Regions from separate parts of the Homo sapiens genome. Here region 2 is linked to region 1. The links are chromatin contacts, found by Hi-C or POLR2A ChIA-PET in ENCODE. All regions are on one chromosome and are shown on one strand. Each heading gives the region's core, a stretch centred on a gene start or an enhancer-like site at or near the end of the contact. The rest is flanking DNA. Distances are from core to core; before and after follow the strand shown.

Region 1 (4,009 bases), core at 1,118-3,617:
AAGATGAACATGGTTCCTGTTCTCCTGTCTAGGGAAACTGGTTAAGCATGTAAATATTAGCATAGTGAATGTTTTGTTGTGAGACTACATGCTGCTATGAGAAATACAGAAGGGGGACGTAATGTAGCCAAGAGCTTCTGAACAACCTCCGGGAAGAGATGAGCTGAGATTAAAGGAAGGTTAGGAGTTAGGAGAGGAAGGGAAAAGTGCCGTAGTTAGGAGGAAACATGCCAAGGTCTTGAGGTGAGAAAACAGTGGCATCTGGGAAGAACTAGAAAGTTTAGTGTCGCTGAAAGCATGGACAGAGAGAGATGAGTGAATTGAATTGCCTGGGCATCCTGGGAACGGGAAGACACCCTGATGGCAGGGAACCCGCGCCTGCGCTTTCGGGGTCAGGTCCAGGTCTGCCCCGCCAGGGCTGAAGCCAGCTCCTGGTGGGGCTGCAGTGAGGCGGAAGAGGTGGGATGCTGCTGCCTGGCGGTGCTGCGGCGGCAGACCTCCACGAGGAGGTCCTGGGCTACCGCGGGGTACACAGGCGGGCGGAAAAGGGGGAGCAGAGTCAGGGGGCAGTTGGGAAGCTCGGAGACAAAAGGAGGGAGGGAGCCAAAAAGCCTACAGCACCAGGTATTCCCAGGCGGTCTCCCATCCAAGTACTAACCAGGCCCGACCCTGCTTAGTTTCCGAGATCTGGCGTGTTCAGGGTGGTATGGCCGTAGACACTAATGGTGGTGCCTGGCTGCCTCTTCAAGAGCCCGGCCCAGCCACGCCCGCCCGACTCCAGGCGTCACTGCCACCCCAGGGTCGTGGGGCTCGGACTGGGGACCCCTGAGCTGCTCGCCTGCGGTCGGACTGCTCTCCCCTTCTACGCCCAAGCACCGCCGGTCTGCCCTGCTGCGCCTTCCACCGGCCTCCCAGAGCCTCCAGCCATACAGCAGAGATGGTGGTTGGGATAAGAGTTTGAAGAGAGTGGAGCAGGTCTGGAACAGGTATTCTGGAGAATAGGGGAGAGAACAGAGTAGGAAAATTTCCACAAGGCAATTGCCTGAGACTGTCCAATTTGCAGACCAGGGCTTTTCAGCCTCAGGACTGTTGACATTTTGGATTGAAGAATTCTGTGATGGGGGCTGTCCTGTGTGTTCTAAGATGTTTAGCAGCATTCTTGGCCTCTGCTCCCTAGATGCCAGTAGCACTCCCCTAATTATGACAATAAAAAATGTCCGCAGACATTGGTAAATATTACTTAAGTGGGAGAATGGCCTCTGGTTGAGGACCACTGAGGCCAGCCAATGCGTACTACAGGAGAAACATCACACAACCTGCAGATTGGTGTCACACATTTATGGCCCTGACCTGGCCTCTCAGTTCTATCTGGTTCTTCTGTTTTCCTCATAGGCGAAGTAATGGTTCTAACCTAGAAGACAGAATGAGGTGAAGACAGGCTAACTTCTCTAAGCTCTCAATGACTCACGAGATAATAGATGTCAAGATAGAACCTACTAAGTGTTCAGTAAATGTTATCTATTGTCATTTCCAGGAGGGGGCTGATTGAAACTGAAGAATAGTACAGTAGGAGGAGAGGACCAGGAGCTGAAAAGACAGGTCGCTATGTTGAGAGAGAGAGAGAGGAAGAAAGATCTAATAGGACTTCAAAGGCTGTGGTAGATGTATTACTGTCAAAACCTGCGCAGCTTTTCTCTACCAGGCCTTGGAAAAGATTGCACTTCCTGCACCACTGGCAGCGGGCTGGCCAATGGGATGCAAGTGGAAATGAACTGTGCTATTCTGAGCAGAGGCTTAGGGACCATTGTGTGGGTAAGTCAGTGCTCTTTTTCCTCCACGTGAGGCTAGTGTGTCCCAAAATGGGGGCTGCTCCCTTTGACCTGTCTCCAAGACTGAAGAGAACAGGGACCATAGCTGTACCTATCCTGCGAGGGACAAAGGAACAAGCTTTTGTTAATTCAAGCGATTGAGATTTGGGGGTTTGTTACCACAGTGTAATTTGGCATAAGCTGACTGGCATACGGTGGAGCATCCCAGATGAGGGCAAGCTCCCAGGGCCTAACAGAGTGAGTGGCTGGAGTATGTGAAGGTGAAATTCTTTGACATGAAGTGGTTAAGGTCCCACGAGGCCGTGGTGTTAGATGGGTCATTCATGTGATGTTGTTATCATCCAGGAAGCTGGTAGGAGGTAGGAACCCAAAGTCTGTAATGAACAAGGGAAAGTGTGAGCAAAGTCAGCAGATGACAGCAGTAAAGGAGGAGTAAAGGGGAGTATAGATCTAAATATATATATGTATATGTGTGTGTGTGTGTGTGTGTATGTGTGTGTATATATATGCAGAGATTTGGTATATATATGTGTATATATATATGTGTGTGTATATATATGTGTGTGTGTGTGTATATATATATATGTGTATATATATATATGCAGAGATTTGGAAGTGTGGAAGAATAGGGGTCTGAGTGCAGTACTGGGGAGGCCCCATACCCTATCCTGAAAGCACATGAGGTATGGGAAAGTGACCACCAAGATCCTTTGGAGGGAAAGCCAGGTATCTTTTAAGGCAAAGAAGAGGAGGAAAGAAGAGTTTGCAGATGTAGGCAGGAAGTTGTTTATGAAACAGAGTGATAGGCCGGGTGCGGTGGCTCACACCTGTAATCCCAGCACTTTGGGAGGCCGGAGGTGGGCGGATCACCTGAGGTCAGGAGTTTGAGACCAGCCTGGCCAACATGGTGAAACCCATCTCTACTAAGAATACAAAAATTAGCTGGGCGTGGTGGTGGGCACCTGTAATCCCAGCTACTCAGGAGGCTGAGACTGGAGAATCGCTTGAACCCAGGAGGCGGAGGTTGCAGTGAGTGGAAATCAAGACATTGCACTCCAGCCTGGGCGACAAGAGCAAAACTGTCTCAAAAAGAAAAAAAAAAAGAAAGAAAGAAACAGAATGATAGTGTAGTTGGAGTCAAGAGTTGACTGCTTTGAGAACTTGTCTCCAGAAAAAGGGCATGTACTTGTGCAAAATGTTATATGCAAATTCAAAAAACATTTAGACTTCCTAGAACCATCTGTGGACCCTAGATTAAGAACCCTGATCTGGAACAGTGGCTCTCAAACTTGAGCAAACAGTTTGACAGGTCTGACGGTGTTTGACAGGTTGTTGGGCCTCACCCAGAGGTTTCAGTAACGTAGGTCTGCATGCGGTCCAAGCATTTGCATTTCTATCAAGTTCCCAGGTGATGCTGATGTTTCCGGCCTAGAAACCACATTCTGAGAACCACTGCTGAAGTCTAAGGCTAAGGGGGAAAGGTTTGGGGAGAGGAAGAGGAACAGTGGGAAATGGTTAAGGACAAGATTATGAAAGCATCATGGGGATGAGAATGGATTTTTGTTTTGTTTTACTAGGCTTAGGCAGATACTCCAATATTTCTGACACATACATACACGGAAAACCTTGCAAGAGTGGAGAAAAGAAGGGAGAGGTGAGTGAGCACTTATTTTAAGTTTAGGGCAAGGGGTGCAAAAAAATATCTTTTATAGCCTTAAGGATCACTTTCTTGAACACCCTTACTTTACAACAACAGATGTGATATCAAGTATCACATGGCCAATTCACACCTTTGGTCTGGTAACCAGCTCTTGCCCCCTCTCAGTCTAGGGCTTGTTCCCCTTCATCATTAACCTCTAAGAGAATCACTAGTGGGAAATAAGCTATGCTTTTGATTCAAGGTAAAGAGACTCGAACTTTCCAGTGCCCTAAACTGGGAAATCTTAAACTCCAGCAAAGTACAATGCTCAAAACTGGGTAAAGCTGCTACCTTCGTAGGGGATACATTTTGGAGAAAATTGCATCTACTTTCTTCTTTGTCTTTTCTTTTTGTGTGAGTGTGAGTGTGCATGACAGTTTGTCTATGTTTGAAAACCTGACCATCAGCATTCCTGGAATTCTTGGCAATGAATTAGGATTGCCAGTTAGCTGCCTGCTGGGTGACCTTAGGTAGTTCACCT
Region 2 (4,009 bases), core at 476-2,975, 110 kb before region 1:
CCTCCTCCAGGAAGGATTCCTGGAATGTGCTGGTTGGCTCCAGTCCCGGTTCTGCCACTCACAATCCTGGGCAACTTAATTCCCATCTCTGTGCCTCAGTTTCTCATCAGGGAAAAGGGGAACATAGCTTCACTTGCATGATGTGTGTGCAGACTGTGTACTTTTTGCTATGTGATGCTGTGGTTACTGCACTGGCACTGGCTTATACAGATAGTATTTTCATGCGCACGTATCCCCATGTATCAGCCAGTCTGTCAGTCACTTGGAACAGAGAAACCAAAACCAAGAGGGCTCCCCAGCTAAGAAGCCTGTGCCAAGTACTTTATTTACAGTGTCCTAACTGCTCCTCAAACAATCCTGTAGGGTAGGCCCTATTATCGCTACCATTCTAGGTTGAAAGACCTGCCCCAGGCTGCAACTACAGTAGGAAGGAGAGAATGACTGGCCCAAAGACTGTCCTCTGAACGCTGGCACGCCTTCCCCCAAATGTCCTGGTCTTGACCATGAAGGGCCAAGAAGTCTCATTCGGGGCTTCTGGATGGACAGTGCAAGATAGTGCCCTTCACAAGGCGCTAGGCAGGGGACTGCCCCTTTAAAATTCAAGGTGGGGATCTCAGGGAACAAAATGAAACTCATGGGGCAGGCTGGGCTGCCTCTCTACCTCTGATACTGTATGAGTAAAGGGTTTAAGGCCAATTTTTTAAAGTTCCTCCTGGGCCAGAACACTGTGCAGCACCCTTTTTTTTTTTTTTTTTTTTTTTTTGAGACAGGGTCTCGCTCTGTTGCCGAGGCTGGATACTCACTGCAGCCTTGACCTCCCAGGCTCAAGTGATTCTCCCACCTCAGCCTCCTAAGTAGCTGGAACCACAGGTGTATGCCACCACACTTGGCTAATTTTTTGTATTTTTTGTAGAGATTGGGTCTCCCTTGTTGCCCAGGCTGGCACCCCTTCTCTTGACAGCAGCAGTAATTGTGACCAAAAAATCCCAAGGGAATGGTGGAACTCAAGGGCCATTTAATGCAGCTATCCTCTGCCTGCAAGGAGTTTCTCCTGTCCTGGCAGTTGTTTGCTTGAGGACCTTTAATGCACACCCCATGTCCTTTTTTTTTTTTTTTTTTTTTAAGATAGGGTCTCACTCTGTTGCCCAGGCTATAGTGCAGTGGTGTGATCATGGCTCACTGCAGCCTCGACCTCCCAGGCTCAAGTGACTCTCCCACCTCAGCCTCTTAAGTAGCTAGGACTACAGATGCACGCCACCACACTCAGCTCATTTAAAATAATTTTTTAGTAGAGATAAGGCCTCTTTGTGTTGCCCAGGCTGGTCTCAAATTCCTGATCTCAAGTGATTATCCCGCCTTGTCCTCCCAAAGTACGGTGAGACTACAGGTGTGAGCCATCGTGCCCAGCCATATACACCTTTATTGCTCTAAGAATTACCTAAGTGTGAAGGGCATGAGAAAGGGTCCATTTTCCCAGTTGTCCATCTGTAAAAGGACCCACCTCTTCCAGCATCTCCAGATTCTTCATCTACCTATTTTGCATCCTCGGCCTCCCCAGGACCCTCCTCAGTCTCTTTAATCTGTGCTACAAATACTTAGCTTGCAGTGCTGCTCTGCAAATGAGGACTCTAATATAGTCAGTGTGGGGAAGCAAAGCCGGGGGCAGCAAACAGGGGATTTTCTGACTGACTGGAAGGAAGGTAGAGCATAGCACAGATGAAGCACAGGGCAGGAAAACCCCTGCGGTGCCCCCATTCAAGCAAGGCACCCTCTCCTCCGTTTCCTTCCTGCTTTGCTTGGCTGACGCCTACCTTCCCGACACCAAATTATTGTTTACATGTGGTGATTAATATTACCTTGTGCTTTTGGTTTCATATTTATATTTATAACCCACCTATCTCATCTCGACGCCATAACTGCCTCTGAGTGAAACCAATGTCCCCATTTCTCAGTTTGAAAAAATGAGGCACAGAAAGAATAGAGAGAAAGTAGTATTCGAGACAGAGCTAGAAATAGAGGCTCACTCCTGGGAATCCAAGCTCAATATTCTTTCTCTAGACAACCCTCCCTTCTCTATATATAAAGGGAAAAGCACAGTCTCCTCTCCATAGTCTACAGGAACTGAGGGAAGAAGGGAGAGGATGAGAAGCCCTCCAACTAGTTAAACTCTTTAAGGGAGACAAGATCAAAAAATAAAGTATTATTAAAATTAACAACTAACATTTAATTTTTTTTTTTTTGAGACAGAATTTCGCTCTTGTTGCCCAGGCTGGAGTGCAATGGCACGATCTCAGCTCACTACAACCTCCACCTCCCGGGTTCAAGCGATTCTCCTGCCTCAGCCTCCCTAGTAGCTGGGATTACAGGCATGCGCCACCATGCCCGGCTATTTTGTATTTTTTTTAGTAGAGACGAGGTTTCTCCATGTTGGTCAGGCTGGTCTTGAACTCCCTGCCTCAGGTGATCCGCCCGCCTCGGCCTCCCAAAGCGCTGGGATTACAAGCGTAAGCCACCGCGCCTGGTCAACAACTAAAATTTATATGTTTTTTATGGTTTACAAAGAGCCTTTATAGATACTTCTCATTGGATCCTCATGACAACTTGAGAAGTGGTAATTATACTTGGCTCCTTTAAGAGTCAGGGAAGTGGAGGCCAGGCGTGGTGGCTCACGCCTGTAATCCCAGCACTCTGGGAGGCCGAGGCGGGCAGATCACGAGGTCAGGAGATCGAGACTATCCTAGCTAACACATGGAAACCCCATCTCTGCTAAAAATACAAAAAATTAGCTGGGCGTGGTGGCGGGCGCCTGTAGTCCCAGCTACTCGGGAGGCTGAGACAGAAGAATGGCGTGAACCCAGGAGGCAGAGCTTGCAGTGAGCCGAGATCGCACCACTGCACTCCAGCTTGGGCAACAAAGCGAGGCTGCCTCTCAAAAAAAAAAAAAAAAAAAGAGTCAGGGAAGTGGAGACTCAAGAGGTTGAATGACTTGTCCAGTTAGGGTTAACAAGGAGCCTGGTTTTATCATTAGTCCTGGACTAGTTATCTGGCCCCAGGGATATTTCAGAGGCTGAGCAGGTCTACAGTGGCCTGGGCACTGAAGCCTGGGGGAAGGGCTTACTGCTGGTCCCAGACGATGAGGTGGAAGAGGTACTTGGAGAAGTGAGCTCTTCGGGTCTGCAGGGGGCTGCACAGCTCCTTGCCGCCATGGCTGAGGGAGCAGGAGAGGTAGAAATCTTCATAGCTATAAAAGAAAGGGAGCAGGTCAGGACACCCAGCTCCCAAAACCAATCACCCAAACCTATGCGTCCCTCTAAGGCCAAAATCCATTTCCCCTGGTAAAACTCTCAGTCTCTGAGGGCTGTAACACAGGATCTCCGGATAGGACAGCCAAACTGGATGTAAGGAAATGTGCTCAGGCCAAAGCAACTCAATCTAGATTCCTCTGCTCGGTTTTAGGCTCCATTCTGAGCCTTGTTGTTTTTCTTCCTTTAATGGGAACTGGCCACCCAGCCTCTTTATAGAAAGCTCCAGCCCATGGAGCGTCTGTGTGTGCGTGCGTGTGTGCGCGTGCACGTGCATGCGCAAGTGAGAAGGGTGGGGGAGGAAGACGACATATGCCGACATGAATGCCAACACACGGGGGTCCCTGTGGCTCATGACAGGTGCCTGACAGAAGAGGTCAGAGAAGGCCCCGGTTTCCCAGGCTGCCTCCTTTGTTCTCTGCCAATCGCCCAGAGGAATACATTAAGTAAGGAACAAAGAGAGAAGGGGAAGGGGGTTGGGGAAAGGGGACCGGCAGGGGCGGGGTAGGGCCCAGTGCCTATTCCCTCAGGCCTTGGATGCTGGGGACCCAACAGAGGCGCTGAGGATTTTACCAAAAGAACATCCTCCTCCACCCACCCCTGCAGGCCTAGAGAACCCCAGACAAAGGGTCAATCCCACCTCCCCACCCCCTCCCACTGGCCAGGGAGCGTGCACTCTATCTGGGAATCGGCCATCTGTTGCCATG

What was found. A loop is a pair of places that touch in the nucleus more often than their neighbours do. ChIA-PET counts read pairs that join two places held with the same protein, here RNA polymerase II (POLR2A). Pooled maps may share reads with other maps.
Region 2: a pooled map shows a loop between it and region 1 (4-fold over the local background). The contact joins the enhancer-like site here to the promoter of LRRN2-AS1 in region 1. A Hi-C loop is called at or near these places in 1 of 168 maps with a recorded cell type or tissue (OCI-LY7), 2 of 37 single-sample maps with no recorded cell type and 10 of 50 pooled maps. POLR2A ChIA-PET finds 5 or more read pairs at or near these places in 7 of 52 experiments (B cell, OCI-LY7, PC-3 and 3 more).

Annotation. Positions count from the first base shown.
Region 1 is chr1:204,561,804-204,565,812 of GRCh38, forward strand. LRRN2-AS1 (LRRN2 antisense RNA 1) reads left to right here and starts at 2,368. Exons shown (of 13, transcript XR_007066814.1): 1 at 2,368-3,483. It also overlaps the pseudogene RNA5SP74.
Region 2 is chr1:204,451,551-204,455,559 of GRCh38, forward strand. PIK3C2B (phosphatidylinositol-4-phosphate 3-kinase catalytic subunit type 2 beta) reads right to left here. Exons shown (of 33, transcript NM_001377334.1): 12 at 3,119-3,241. Among named protein-coding and RNA genes, the nearest start is that of PIK3C2B, 41 kb to the right of the region's middle. RefSeq lists enhancers at 1,578-1,687, 3,280-4,009. Within about 2 kb of position 1,726, at least 9 of the 41 ENCODE cell types and tissues checked have a DNase peak (open chromatin) inside an H3K27ac peak, as active enhancers do; they include B cell, where a contact is called at or near this core.